Regions from separate parts of the Homo sapiens genome. Here region 1 is linked to region 2. Evidence: read pairs that join two places in POLR2A ChIA-PET (ENCODE). Cell type or tissue: Panc1. All regions are shown on one strand. Each heading gives the region's core, and the rest is flanking DNA. Links, peaks and the distances in the headings are about the cores only.

Region 1 (7,918 bases), core at 1,865-5,864, 230 kb after region 2:
AGTCTTCATTTCATCTTCATCTTGAATAGTCAGACTATGAAAAGGTTAATTAAATTATTATTAAGTAAACTGCATGTTTCTTTTGTCAGGTTAAACATGGTGGTTTTGTTTATTACCAAGAAGGTTGTTGCTTGGTTCGTTCCAAAGATGAAGAAGGTACACCACAATTTTTCTTTTTACGTGCTCTAATTTTCAGATTTCATATTTTTTATAGGAAATTTATTAATTTCTCAAAGATAGAGAAAAGATTTTTTTAAAGATTATTTCTGAATTTTTTTTTAATGACTAGTTTTTAATATCTGGGTTTGTGTAAGATATAGTTAGACTCAGAAGCTTTGGCAGGGAGAATGGAGACGGCATCCAGCATTTTTTGAGCATCTGCTGTGTCTTGGGTACTATGCTAGGCACTTGGCATATATTGTTGATTGTCATTTATATTCACTTACTTTCTAGGTTCTGTATGGTCTGTAAATACTAAACTAGACTATAACAATATCAAATAATGTCTCATAGGTTGATGCACAGAATAGTATTGAATAGTATAAGGTAATATTAAATAACTTATTGTCAGTTGATGTGCAAGTTAAGCTGCCATCATTGTTGAAAGAAGCTAGGATATGGCCTCTTACAGAATGGGAATTCTAATTTAAAACATTAAAATACAGTTTTAATTTTTTAAAGTACATCCTTTGAAGTTATCACTTTCGTATTTTTCTTTATACAGCAGACAATGATAATTATGAAGTTTTATTCAATTTGGAGGAACTTAAGTTAGACCAGCCCTTCATTGATTGTATCAGAGTTGCTCCAGATGAAAAATATGTGGCTGCCAAGATAAGAACTGAAGATTCTGAAGCATCTACCTGTGTAATTATAAAGCTCAGCGATCAGCCCGTAATGGAAGCTTCTTTCCCGAATGTGTCCAGTTTTGGTAAGCCACCAACCAAAATAGTCCTCTGTGTTGAAAGGCAACGGTAACACTTTTGAAACATTTTTTTGTCGCATGTGAGGGAGGGAGAAGGTGAATGCCTGATTCATGTATCCCTATGGACTATACATCTTCCTATGTACCTCTTATTCAGGAGACCTTCCCTTATTTAATTATATATCTAGATGGGTAATTTTAAAATACTCATGTTTTTAAAAGTGTTATAATTAGAGTCCATGTCATACAATATGTTTTGATTTATCAGAATTATTTGCCAAATTATTATCTAGAATAAATTTTTACACGTAAGTTGCATCTTAATATTTTATTCAACTTTAAGCTTGAATGTATTTTTTTAATTTCATGTTATCTTATAGAGCTGTTACAGCATAAAGTCACTACCAAAGAACTTGGTATGTGTTGAACTAACCTGTTTATCAATGGAAGCTGTGACATTTTTAGTAATAGAACTAACTTTAAATTTATCATTGAGTGGTACATATGTTACATTTTGTCCTCCCTTTTCATTTTCAGCCATCATTTTCTCCATTGTTTAACTAAATGTTGTTGCAGTGAATTGAAATTATACCCTAACTATTGAATTCTAAGACATATATTTTGTACATTTTATAACCTTTAAAATCATGGTGCATATTATACAATGATGACTTACAATCACTGTCAGCCAGGTGGCAGTCATGGTGTAATTGTGTGCAAACTTCTGTTGACAGCTTCTGGTGGGATCAAGAATCAGCATTAAATTGTGTTTGGTAGTTGGAGATATCCTGTGGCTTGAAAGCAGACAGAGAAGGTTTACACATGAGAGAAAGATGCAATATTCCTTCAGACTTACAGTTTCAAGTTGTAGATTGAGACGGAATTCACCTCCTAAAAGCAAATGTGACTTTACCAATGTCTTTCCTAAATATTGAGCATTTAGCTCTTATTTAGAAACCTGAGTACCCTGAGACTGATAACTACTTGAAACCTTGGAATGGTGTAGTAGTGGTTTATTCTCAGGAAAGCTCTCTGGCTTATATACAGCACAGATTAGATACAGTCAAATATTTAGATTTCCAGGGATAAACTTGCACATGTTCTCACTGGCATTCAAAATTAGAATGTGCTGTGCTTTTTTTTTTTTTTTAATGGAGTGTAGGTGATTATGTATAATTATCTCATTATTTTCTTTCAGAATGGGTAAAGGACGAGGAAGATGAAGATGTTTTATTCTACACCTTCCAGAGGAACCTTCGCTGTCATGACGTATATCGAGCCACTTTTGGTGATAACAAACGTAATGAACGCTTTTACACAGAAAAAGACCCAAGGTACTAGAATAATATAATTAAATCTTTCTCTCCAGAACCTTCCTCCAGTTATTTAAAGTACTGACTTTGGTTGACTTAAAACGTTTATTTTGGTTGGAACCAGGAATAATAAGGCTAAAACGATCATTCTTTTATTAGTTGTTTGTATTCAAAATTGGAGTCTGGTAATATTCAAAATCAGAGTAAATACAGATATATCACTAATATTTTATTAAAAACTGAAATTGATTTTGTGAATTACAACATAGTTCATTCATGTAAATTCATAAAGATGACCTAGAACTGCTAGATTGTGAACAGACTGAGTCTGTTTCACCTTTGCATCTTAATTGATAAGCAGGGTGCCAGGTTTGTATAGTGCTATTTAGTCAGTATCTATTGCTTAAATAAATGGTATATACTTAGATAGGTATCTCTCTTTCAAACTAAAACCCCTTGTTCCTGATGATTGTTGAGTACCTTTTAACCATTAAATTCTTAGTAATATATAGAAGAATTTAAAGTATGTGTTGCTACTAAATTATAAATTAAAACTAACTCAAAAATGTATTATTGTGCTAGGTGAAAAAATTAAATATATGCTATGGTTTCAATTGGGTATCAAGGAAAAAAGATGCATTTTTAAAAGATTGAAAGGAAATACACCCAAAGTACTAACAATGGTTTTTTTTTTACTTTTCTTTTTTTCTTTTTGTAATAAGCATTATTATTTTTATAATACATTTTAAATTTAAAAATAATTGTCGATAGAAATAATTGGAAAAAAAGATTAATGTCTAGTTCTTTATATTTCGTATATTCTCTTAGACACATTTTACCCTAGAGCCACTTGTGTTCTCACTTCCTGTAACCACATATCTAACAACTATTTGGTCAAGTAGTTTATTTTTAATTTGTCATCACCAAACTAAGCAAACAAAAATATATAAAAACAGCGAAGAAAGTGTTGAAAATAAAGAGCAAAGTAGGGTAGGGGACTTGCCCTACAATTATATATTAAAGCATATAAAGCAATAACAGTAAAAATAATACAAATTGATAGACAAATAATAGAGCTTAGAATAACTCTAAAACATAGATCCTAGTCTATGTGAAAATTTATATGATAAAAGGCATCACAAACTAATGAAAAATGAATCGGTGTTATTTTATAATGCAATGGGAAATACTATTTGGGAAAAAATAATTTTCATCATTGTATATGTCAGCATACATTCCTAAGAGATTTAAAGAACCCATTGAGAAAAATAATTTTTTAATAAGATGAAAATATAAGCTTTTTAGTCAGCTTGGTTGGAATATTTTTGAAACATAAAATCAATATAAGAAATTACAAAGGGTAGTAGCAGTCTCGATTACGTAAAATATTAAACTCAAGTCAAAAACCACAAAAACTATTGTAAATAGTTAAAATCTAGGTAACAAAATGGAGGAAAGTGTTTTCAACAAAAAGACAAGTTAATGTTCTTAATTTTTTTTTTTTTTTTTTGAAACAGAGTCTCACTCTGTCACCCAGACTGGAGTGCAGTGGCGCAATCTCAGCTCACTGCAACCTCTGCGTCCCAGGTTCAAGTGATTCTTCTACCTCAGCCTCCCAAGTAGCTGGGATTACAGGCACCTGCCACCATGCCTGGCTAATTTTTGTATTTTTTGTGGAGACGGGGTTTCACCATGTTGGCCAGGGTGGTCTTGAACTCCTGATCTCAGGTGATCTGCCAGCTTTGGCCTCCCAGAGTGCTGGGATTACAGTTGTGAGCCACTGTGCCCAGCCAATATTCTTAATTTTTAAAGAGCTATTTACATACTAATAATTTAAGCTACATTCAAAGTTTAAAATAGACACACATTTCACAAAAGAAATAACGATTGACAAATAAACATGGTAATGTGATCCAATACAGAAGAAATTTTACCAAACTATAAGCAGTTGTTATTTGGGGGCATTGGGATTCTTTACGTTTTTCAGTAGTTTCAGTATAAATTACTTTTATAATAAGGAAAAATATAAATATAACATTTAAAGCCACTCATTATGTTAGTATAGTGCTTCTAGGATATTATTTGATTATATTCATCAAGTCATAAAAATACACTTATTAAATTAGTATTTCCATTTCTAAAAATTTGTCTTGGGAAAATAATTGTGAAGATCATGGAAGGGGAAAATATCTTCATGAATATGTTTCTTGTTATATTGTTTATTATAATGAAACATTAAAATCTAAATTTTTAAGAATTATGATATATTAGGTAGCCATTAAACCTGTTATAATATTAGGTAGCCTTTAAAAATAATAATCACAAAGACTTTCAACTCATGTAGGGAGAAAATTGATATATGAAGTAAGAAATACAGAATCAAAAATTGTATCTATAATTACATCTATTTAAAGACACACATGAAATATAAATATAACTTAGAAGGAAAAATTTAAAAAGTAAAATAGCTATGTTAATGTTTTAAATGTGTTACGTTAGTAAGATTGTGAGGGGTTTTCTTCCTATTCTATTTTGTTGTAAAAACTGGGAGAAAGGAAAAAAAAATCCAAAATGCATGCAGAGAAAGAAGAAAATAAAAATAACTCCGTGTCCCTTTTATTCCCTATTTGTGTCTCCTATAGAAAGTTTATTTCCTCTTCTCAGCAAAAAGCTATGTTATCTACTCATGTGATTGAGAAATGACGTTTGTAGTTTACCTTGAAATGCATCCAAATAAAGATGGATTAATAGGTGCATAGATATGTAATAAAGTAAATGTAGCAAAATGTTAGCAATGATGGAATCAAGATGGTTTTTTCAACTTTTCTGTATTTTTGAAAAACATTTATGATAAAATGTTAGAAGTAAATTATTTTGAATGCCCTTTAGGAGAAAATGAGAAAAATAATAGCTAATTGTTAAAGTTACAAGTGATATTCACTAAGGAATTATTTTAATTTCCTATCTGCATTATAAATCAACATGTATACTGACCACCTCTGAGATACTGTCCTTAACAAGGTAGCATGCATCTGAAATAAACTGTGATCTCATGTCTCTCTCTCTCTCTCTAGCTACTTTGTTTTCCTTTATCTTACAAAAGACAGTCGTTTCCTCACCATAAATATTATGAACAAGACTACTTCTGAAGTGTGGTTGATAGATGGCCTGAGCCCTTGGGACCCACCAGTACTTATCCAGAAGCGAATACATGGGGTCCTTTACTATGTTGAACACAGAGATGATGAATTATACATTCTCACTAATGTTGGAGAACCTACAGAATTTAAGGTAATCCTGGATGCTCGTTGTTCCTATTTGGGCTGTTAAGAAGTGTCACACTTCGATCAACAACATTTCTTGCTCCAAGAGCTCATTGTTTTATAAATTGATGCCACCTTCCTATGTATAACCAATCCCATTTCTTTTCCCTTAGAGCTAATGCCTCTACATATTTTAATTGTGCCTAAAAAGTTAGTAAATAAAACATATTCTGTCCTGAGTTTATGTTAACAAAATCAAACTTAGTAGCTTAAAAGAGCAAACTTACAAACTCGTGATTTTATGAGTTGGCAATTTGGATTGATCTCAGCTAGGCAGTTCTTCTGCTGATATCAGCTAAGCTCACTGATGTATCTGTAGTCAGCTAGCTGTCAGTGCCCTCACTCAAATGTCCAGTGGTTGGCTAAGCACTGGATATACTGTCTCACCACCCAGCAGGCTAGTCAGGACTCATTCATATGGTTGATGGTCACACTTTATCCCTGATGCAGCGTTAGTTCCTTCAGCTCTTCATAAAACAGTGAGGACTAGTATGGTCTAGTTCTCAGTGATTGCATCTCTGGATGCTGCAGCCTTCGTGTTTTCTTACCTATATGTCTTCTAACTTTGTTCCACGTAGCTAATGAGAACAGCGGCTGATACCCCTGCAATTATGAATTGGGATTTATTTTTTACAATGAAGAGAAATACAAAAGTGATAGACTTGGACATGTTTAAGGATCACTGTGTTCTATTTCTGAAGCACAGCAATCTCCTTTATGTTAATGTGATTGGTCTGGCTGATGATTCAGTTCGGTCTCTAAAGGTATGTTTAATTTTCAGAAGTTAATACTGTTAATCAAAATATTTATGCAGTTTAGCTTAACAGAACATCACATTTTGAATAGTGGCAGCAGTGTTCTTTTTCTTGAAAGGAATGTAACTTAAATGGAATTTAGCAAAGTCACTCTTGGGTTTAGGAGGGTTATCTTAGAATTACTTAGAGGATCTTGCTTTTTATGCAGTTTTACTTAAGATAGTGTCTTATGGCATGGACTTCACAAGTAGAGTTGAGTGCTAATATTTCTCTTTCTGTATATCTCTCTACCTCACATATCTCTGCAACTTGAGATATAGTAAAAACTCAGGCCAAAGTTGGTAGCTAGTGCCTAAACACTGACTGCTGTTCCCCCATCCCACATCCCCAACAGGGACAGTAGTGGTATCCACTGTGTTTTTAGCCACTACATGCTTTTGTCTGCATCATCTTCTGTCTGCCAGTTTTCTTATCCGCAGGGGATGCAGGGAACAAACTTTGGTTTCTTTCAGTGTAGGAGTAGCAGTGGTCTCCACAGCAGCACAGAAGGCTAATAGTGGCAAGACTGCTTGGCAAGCTGACTAGTTGATACTGCTTGTGGCTACCAGGAAAGATAACCTGCCTTCACAAGTGAACTTCCTAAAATTGGTGAATGACAACCTTATTGCCTAGTTTTAAAGCAGCATTAACATGTGAGTTGAGGTAGTAGGCACTGAAGGGAAGAGGATGGCTTCCATTTTGTTTGATATGAAAAGAGTTACTGAGCCAGTTGATGAGCAAACAGCATAGACCATTTATACCTCCCTAACTCCAATATTCTTAAAACTCCTGTAAAAATGCAATTTCAGTCAATTCAGTGGCTTTTTATTGAACTTTCATGTGCACAATACTGTATCGGGCATTATAGAATCGAAAGCTGTTAAAGCAGAATATCCTAGCCTTAAGGAAGATATAGTTAATCACAAGATTAAACTAGTACATAAAGGTTAAGTGTATCATGGATTTGAATAAGTAGTATCAAAAACATAAAATGTGCTGTGGGGCTCAAACTAGAGAAGAAGGCCCAGGAAAGCTTTTGGTAAAGTTGGTTGAATGTGAAATAAACCAGAGAAGAGAGATAGGATTTTGACAGGTGGAGAGGGGATGGTATTCCAAGATGAGAAAGCCATCAAATGAAGCTGTATGCTCTGACATTCAGAAAATGTTCAGGAAACTGTTAATTATTCTGTTTTATTAAAGCGCTATACATTTCTGGGGGATGAAGTCATGATTTGACTTTTTGTGAGTGTCAATATGAGGAATTTATTAATTATGAAAGGTAACATTTGAAGTTTTTGAGCAGGGGAATGGTTTGAGGAGTGGCAGCCATATTAGGATACACTAAACCAAAAAGAAGTAAGGGGCAGGAAGCTAGTTTTGAGATTGTTTTATTGGTATAAATAAGAAATAACAAGGGCCTGAAATAACTGAAATCTCCAGCTACTCCCTAAAATCAAAAGATCAAATGTAATGTCCAGTCTCTTAGAACACTATGTAAGTGTCCTAAAACCAAAATGGTGACTGACTTGGAGGGATGTCCTTATTGTCTTCATCTGCTGGAGT
Region 2 (7,918 bases), core at 1,792-5,791:
AATGACGCAATCTCGGCTCACTGCAACCTCTGCTTCCTGGGTTCAAGCAATTCTCCTGCCTCAGCCTCCTGAGTAGCTGGGATTACAGGCATGTGCCACCACGCCTGGCTAATTTATTGTATTTTTAATAGAAATGGGGTTTCACCATGTTAGCCAGGCTGGTCTCGAACTCCTGACCTCAGGTGATCTGCCCACCTCGGCCTCCCAAAGTGCTGGGATTGCAGGCGTGAGCCACTGCACCCAGCCTCCCACCTGCGTTCTTGAACCCATGTTTTCTCAACTTCTCTGAGACCAGTTTCACCACCTGTGCCCTCTCTATGTTCAACATTTCCCAGATCAGGATATAATAAGTCACTAGGAAGGGGACTGCCTAGTGGCTACCTTAGAGTCTCACTCATACTTTACAAGCACTTAACAATTTTTTAAATTTTTTTGAGACAGGGTCTCACCGTCACCGAGACTGGAGTGTAGTGGTGCAGTTACATGGCTGACTGCAGTCTTGACCTCCGAAGCTCAAGCAATCCTCCCACCTCAGCCTCCTGAATAGCTGGTACTAATGCCAAGCTAATTTTTGCATTATTAGTAGAGAGATGGGGTTTCGCCATGTTGCCAAGGCTGGTATCAAACTCCTGAGCTCAAGAGATCCACCTACCTCAGTCTCCCATAGTGCTGAGATTACAGGCGTGAGCCAATGCACCTGGCAACAAATATTTTCTGGGAAAATAAATGAATGATTGAATATTGAACAAGATCTGTAAGGGTGTCATGTTTGGTAAAGCCATACAGAAAAAAAGAATAGCGATAAAAATCTTAGGAATATTTATAAGAATAACAACAATGGGCAAGACCTATGTGAAGAAAAATATGCAATGTTACTGAAAATATAAAAGAATATCTAAATAAATGGAGAAGGGCTGGGCGTGGTGGCTCATGCCTGTAATCTCAGCATTTTGGGATACCGAGGTGGGAGGATGACTTGAGGTCGGGAGTTCAAGATCAGCCTGGCCAACATGACAAAACCCCATCTCTACTAAAAATACAAAAATTAGCCGAGAGTGGTGGTATGTGCCTGTAATTCCAGCTACTCAGGAGACCGAGGCAGGAGAATCACTTGAAACCGGGAGACGGAGGTTGCAGTGAGCCGAGATTGCGCCACTGCACCCCAGCCTGGGTGACAGAGTGAGACTCTGTCTCAAAAAATAAAATAAAATAAAAAATAAATAAAAGGAGAAACATGGCCAGGCATGGTGGCTCACAATGTAATCCCAGCACTTTGGGAGGCTAAGGTGGGTGGATCATTTGAGGTCAGGAGTTCGAGACCAGTGTGGCCAACAGGGTAAAACCTGGTCTCTACTAAAAATACAAAAACGAAAAAATAGCCAGTTAGCTGGGCGTGGTGGCTCATGCCTGTAGTCCCAGCTACTTGGAAGGCTGAGGCAGGAGAATTGCTTGAACCTGGGAGATGGAGGTTGCTGTGAGCCGAGACCGCGCCACTGCACTCTAGCCTGGCAGACAGAGCTAGACTCCATCTCAATTAATTAATTAATTAATTAATAAGACATATCATTTTCCTAGATGGGAGCACTCTGTAGTAATGATGTCATTTCATTATCAAATTACTCTATAAGTCAACGCAACCTCAGTCAAAAAAAAAAAATCATAGCTTGTTTTGACTTTTTTTTCCCCCTGTATTCTTGATACTCTGGCATTTTGGAGTCTTCATCTTAGATTGCCCCTCTCAGGGCTAGCTAATTCCTAGAGAAGACAAAGGATTTCTTTGCAAGTGCACCTTTGATATTTAAGTCAACCAATCCAGACCACACATCCCCAACCATCTCCTGTAACTAACTCTCACACACCAAGCCAATATTCCTGCCAGCCTAAATCTGCCTAGGGCTAGATATCAGATAATTAGGGGCCGCAGCTATAACCCAGAGCCCACCAAAATTACTCAAACTCTCCAATCCTAAACTTATTCAACATACCTACCCTACCTCACCCATTCGATCCTGTGAAAACCCCAATAAAGGCACTGGGCCATGCTCCCTGGTTCTGCCTCTTGCCCAATCTTGGTCTTCCCCATGTGGCTCTGAGTGGCATTGTATAATAGCCGTTTCTAGGGATATATAAGTCTAAACATTTCCTTCATGATAATTATGTCCACGTCTGCATGTCTTACCAAACCTGATTAAAACAAATCCTGGGTAAACTGTAATATACTACTGTATTTCTAAAAATCCAATATGTAGATTCAAACGTTCATCTGGAAGAATAAATAAAAACACTCAAGAAAAAATTTACAGAGAATAATCAGAAGGGACCTGCCCTATCAGAAATCAAAACATAACTATAAAATAATTAAAGCAGAAACTCACAAATCAGTGAGACATAATAGAGTATTCAGAAATAGACATACTTACATATGTGGATACAGTATATGGTAGAGGTTGTATTTCAGAACAGTGAAGAAAAAATAAACTAATACATTTGGTTTGAACAAATGAATATCCACATAGAAAAAATAAATTTGGAATTTTACCTCACATCATACACAAAACTAAATTCCAGATGAGATTATAGAACCAAATGTTTAAAAAAATTACAATAGTATTTGAAGAAAATTTCAGAGAATATTTTTATAATCTTATGATGTAGATGGCCTCCCTAACAAAACACAAAAGCCAGAAGACTTAAAGGAAACTACAAAATGAAAACTATATATGACACCAAAAGCACAGGCAGTAAGAAAATTAAAAAATCAAACTTCATCAAAATTAAAAACTTTTGTCCATCAGAAGACATTATCAACAGAATGAATGGAATCCACACAAAGAAATAATGAGCACTGATTAAAGTCACTACATAGGTAAATAAAAGATAATATACACTAAAAAAAAACAGAGTGAAAAAGCAACCTATAGGAAGGGAGAAAATATTTGCAAATCATATATCTAACAAGACATTACTACTCATAATATTATAAAGAACTCCTACAACTCAACAACAAAAAACCTGATTGAAAACTGGACAAAGAACTTGGATAGACATATCTCCAAAGAAAATATACAGATGGCCAAACAGCACATGAAAAGATTACTATTACTAATAGCAGCATATGAAAAGATTACTATTACTAACAGTAATAGCAGCACATGAAAAGATTACTATTACTAAGATATAGACGGCCAAACAGCACATGAAAAGATTACTTTTACTAATAGCAGCACATGAAAAGATTACTATTACTAACAGTAATAGCAGCACACGAAAAGATTACTATTACTAAGATATAGACGGCCAAACAGCACATGAAAAGATTAACATTCCTAATCATTAGGGAAATGCAAATCAAAAACCACAAGAGATACAATTGGAACCCTTGTGCTCTGCTGGTGGGAATGTAAAACGATGTAGCCACCGTGGAAAACACTATGGTGGTTCCTAAAAATAATGAAACATAAAATTACCATATGATCCAGCAATTCCACTTCCAGAGATAGACCCCAAAAAATTAAAGCAGGGACTCCAGTAGACATGTGTACACCTGTGTCCATAGCAGCGTTACTCATAACAGCCAACACAGCAGCATTACTCATAAGAGCCAACATAGCAGCATTACTCATAACAGCCAATTCCACTTCCAGAGATAGACCCCAAAAAATTAAAGCAGGGACTCCAACAGACATGTGTACACCTGTGTCCACAGCAGCATTACTCGTAACAGCCAACAGACGGAAATAACCTAAATGTCCATCAATGAATAAATGGACTGACAAAATATAGTATTAATATATACATGCAATAGAATAATATTCAGCCTCAAAAAGGAATGAAATTCTGACACGTTACAACACAGATGAATCTTGATGCCATTATCTCAAGTGAATTAAGTCATTCACTAAAGGACAAACCCTGTATGATTCGTCTTATATGAAATTCATAGAGCCTAGGCATGGCAGCTCACGCCTGTAATCCCAGCACTTTGGGAGGCCATGATGGGAAGATTGCTTGAGCCCAGGAGTTTAAGACCAGCCTGGGCAACACAGGGAGAACCTGTCTCTACAAAAGAATTAAATTTTTTAAAAAAGAAATTCACAGAGACAAAAGTAGAATGGTGGCTGCCAGGGACTGGGAGAAGGGGAGATTGTAGAATTACTGCTTAATGGGTACAGTCTCAGTCTGGGGAGATGAAAAAGTTCTAGAGATGGATGGTGGTGATGGTTGCACAACAACATAAATATACTTAGTGCCACTGAATTGTATACTTAAGATACGTAAAAGATTATATATGTTTTACCATGATAAAAAATATTTTAAAATAGGATTTTTGGTAATAATTCATGAAGGTAGTTCACAAATGAGTGATGTGTCAGTGTTCGAATTTGTTATTTCATATGTTAATATCATCTCAAGTATAAGCTCTGCAAGTAATAACTGTTATTTGTTTTGTCTCTTTTTTAGTTTTTAATTTTTATTTTTTAGAGACAGGGTCTCACTGTGTTGCCACCAGGCTGGTCTCGAACTCCCTAGTTCATGCAATCCTCCTGCCTCAGTCTCCAGGGCACCCGGGACTACAAACATAGGCCACCTCACCCGGCTTGTTTTTGTTTCTTTATACCCAAGATCAGATCAAAGAAGGCCTTAGAACAATGCTATGTACATAATATTGGTCATGAATAACGTGCAAACAACTGAAACCCACTACATATGTGGATTTATAAAGTCTTTGTTATTAAGTCTGAGAAATAAGAGAATACACAGGATTGCTATTTATCAATATTACATTAATTTAAAAAAGTATGATGTCCAGCTACTAACACTGTAAATAGCAGACTAGATTTAAACTAAGAAGTTTCTAGTTCAATTTGCATAATTATTTACTTCAACACATATTAAAACCTTAATAAAACCTGTTTTCAAATATTGCTACAATGGGACAAATTCTTTCCTTCTCTCAAGTTTTAAGGAGACCCCTTCTCTTTTACCTCACCCTCACAAATTCTTCATTCTTTTATGTGGAAAACAAACACAACAAAACCCTCTGTTAAAGGTCACATCTTTGTAATCACTATACAAATCTTACCTTTCTATTCAAATTTTATCTCTTAAATTCCCTTACATTGGTAAAAACGACTAGATTTAAAATATCAGCTCTAGTTCCCCCAAAACAAAAAGACTGCATTAAACATGGTTTGTGTCTTGATCCTAATAAAATTTCTTTTAACCTTGCCATGCTCTGAATCTAAGTTCTCATGAATTCAGACTATCTAACCTTTAAATCAAAATGTTTCTTGTGGTTTGGGTTTTCCTTTTTACTTTTCGTGGTGTTTTTTGGTATCAATAAGTGCCTGTCTAAAAGAACGACAGCACTAAAATACAGTCGACTGTCTTTTGAAGCTAAAATATGTAACAATAACCTGAAATACTACCAATCCCCAATGATCTTCTTAAAACATGGTCCCCAAATTTGTGCCTTCATAACCTACATGTAACCACATTATGAAGTAACACAGATTGCTTTCAAAATAGCCTATAACCTGTTTTTTATTCGTTTGCTTTTCATCTTTTAAAAAGTAAAATTATTCAAACAAAAAAACTGTCTAAAAATTAGGCAATTTTAATCAAGTTTGAAGAAACAGAAGCAGATAAGAATAGCTAACCACATTAGTAGTTTCTGTCCTATATTGTTTCTGTTTTGGTTAGCATCAAAAATAATAAACACTAATTTAGCTCTGACGGCACAGAAGGAATTCTTCCCCATGTAAATGAACAGATATCTCTATTATGATAAGATTCAGATAATAGTATTTTTGTAAAGTTCCTGGAATGTAATTGTTTGAAAGAAGATGATAAATCTATTCCTCTAACAGATTTAGTATTGCCACTGGGATTTCATCATAGTTCAGTCATAAATTAATTGCACAGTAGATTTATTCATCTATCATTCTCCCATAACAAGTCTGATCATGATTGCTTTGTATGTCTCCGTTTGGCACACTGGGGTTTTATTCATTTAACAGGATTATTTATTAATCAGGCATTTATTGAATAGAGTTTAAAGAAACTCAATGGGTCTGATACAAAGTGCATTAGATCTATCATTAGGATTATTTTTATTTCAGACATTCATTTAAATGGACCTCATTGTATTTGGGGGAAACATTACTTATAAGATGGATATTTTCTGTTAAATACATTTATCCTGGCTTTATGAAATACCTGATATGGGGATAATCTAGTTACAAAGAAAAAAATTAACTATGTAGCATCTCTATGAATTTGGTATTTAGAGAAAAAAGGCTAAGTTAATATCCGATAAAGGAATAATCCTAGTTAAGAAATAAAATCCTCCTTGATCCAAATGGCAACTTAAAAAAAAGGTAACCAACAACTATAAAAACTCCTTACACAAATAAAATCTGCCGGTTGCTATAAAATCCACATCATCAGACTGATATGCCATTTTGCCTTATACTAGAAAAAAATTGTCATTGCAACAAAGAGCATTTTATTTGAGGACTAAATGAGTAATGACTGCACTTGAAGCTAATGCACAGAGGAAATAGAGGAAAGAGGATTGGCGATGACTAGGGCCCAAGCTTCCCTTGATAACTACCCTTCCTCAGCATTCTAACTTCCATCTATCATGCCAGCTACTACCTCCACAAAGAGAGAAAGACAGGACACTGAGAGAAGAGATGCAATGAAAGATAATAAGAGAGGCAGGGACAAAGGAAAATCATGGAATCTGAGAGTTGGAAGAGATTTCACAGCACTACTGAAGGAGAATGACAATAGTAACAGTACACAGATTGGGAATGTAAGGTTATTAAACAAAAACTCATTTTTAAAATAAAAAAAGAAAATGATTTTCAGAATCATTTGCAATGAATATATTCCATTGGATTACATATGCAAATTTAGTGAAATAACTCCTAGAAAATCGCCATTCGTATAATACCCTGTAAGAAGCCGATGATATTTGCATCTTGATTTATAGACCTTTACCATGTAAGCAGAAATATTGCAAGTAACTGAACTTAGAACTTTTGAAAATGAAAAACATTTATTTTGAAGAAGTGAGATGATATTATCACCAGTTATTAATAGTTTTCCTATTGAGTTGTCTCTAGGTACAATTGTTCCATGAATAAAAATCACAGGACAGCATGATTTTTATTCATGAGGCAGAGTCTCTCAGAGCACATACTTAGTTTGGGGCTCTACCTGTCTAGCATTAACCCGAACAATCCAGAAACTGAGATGTGATGGCCAGAGCCATCAGGTGGAATTCTGACACTGCCCTAGAGACTGACATTTCAACCACCACCATTGCTTCTAAGCCAAGACTTGACCCTTGTAACTTGGAAATGTAGCTTGCATGCTTCCACTTCTCTTCCACTGCCATCTCCCTCGTTCCTGTTCTGTGGTCTGGGCTTCCGCACTAGCCTCCACAGGGCCTCTCAGAACCCACACCCTATTCTAACCTTAGTCTTTTGTGCCCTCTGTAAGCAGGGGCTGCACATGTCACTTCCCCAGCTTTGTACTTTCAATGTCTTCCTATTGGTTTTAGGATAAAGGCAAAAACCCCTGCCATGTCCATGAGGTGCCCTCATGGACCCACAGTCTGGCCCCTTCTCCTTCCTCTCCTGTTATGCTGACCTGCTTCAGCCAGGGTGGCCTTTTTAGACCTTCAGTTCCTCTAAAACCAATCTCCTTGCTACCTGTCAGGCTTATGTGACATATCCAGTCCAGCCATCAGTCAGTGGCATATTAAAATGCTCTCCACAGGACCACAGAGCTGTGGGTGACCTCTGCATGGACATGATGTTTGCTGAGCAGGAATACTCATATTTCTGCCCTAAGCTCAGAGCAACAGCTACCAACTGTGATTGAAAAATTATGTTCATTCAGGAGG

Evidence for each region. Peaks named below come from ENCODE experiments on the same cell type or tissue, not always from the same donor. Only the 100,000 strongest peaks of a DNase experiment are listed, where the experiment ranks them.
Region 1: POLR2A ChIA-PET joins it to region 2 with 7 read pairs; 2 of 35 experiments call an interaction of 5 or more read pairs at or near these places.

Annotation. Positions count from the first base shown.
Region 1 is chr2:44,336,758-44,344,675 of GRCh38, reverse strand. PREPL (prolyl endopeptidase like) reads left to right here. Exons shown (of 14, transcript NM_001171613.2): 3 at 90-156; 4 at 725-931; 5 at 2,124-2,259; 6 at 5,313-5,529; 7 at 6,140-6,325. Among named protein-coding and RNA genes, the nearest start is that of PREPL, 21 kb to the left of the region's middle. In Panc1, for the core only: no CTCF peak of the experiment used is centred there; no DNase peak of the experiment used is centred there.
Region 2 is chr2:44,568,373-44,576,290 of GRCh38, reverse strand. The region is part of intron 3 of CAMKMT (calmodulin-lysine N-methyltransferase); the gene reads right to left. Among named protein-coding and RNA genes, the nearest start is that of CAMKMT, 210 kb to the right of the region's middle. In Panc1, for the core only: no CTCF peak of the experiment used is centred there; DNase peaks (open chromatin) are centred at 3,530 and 3,733.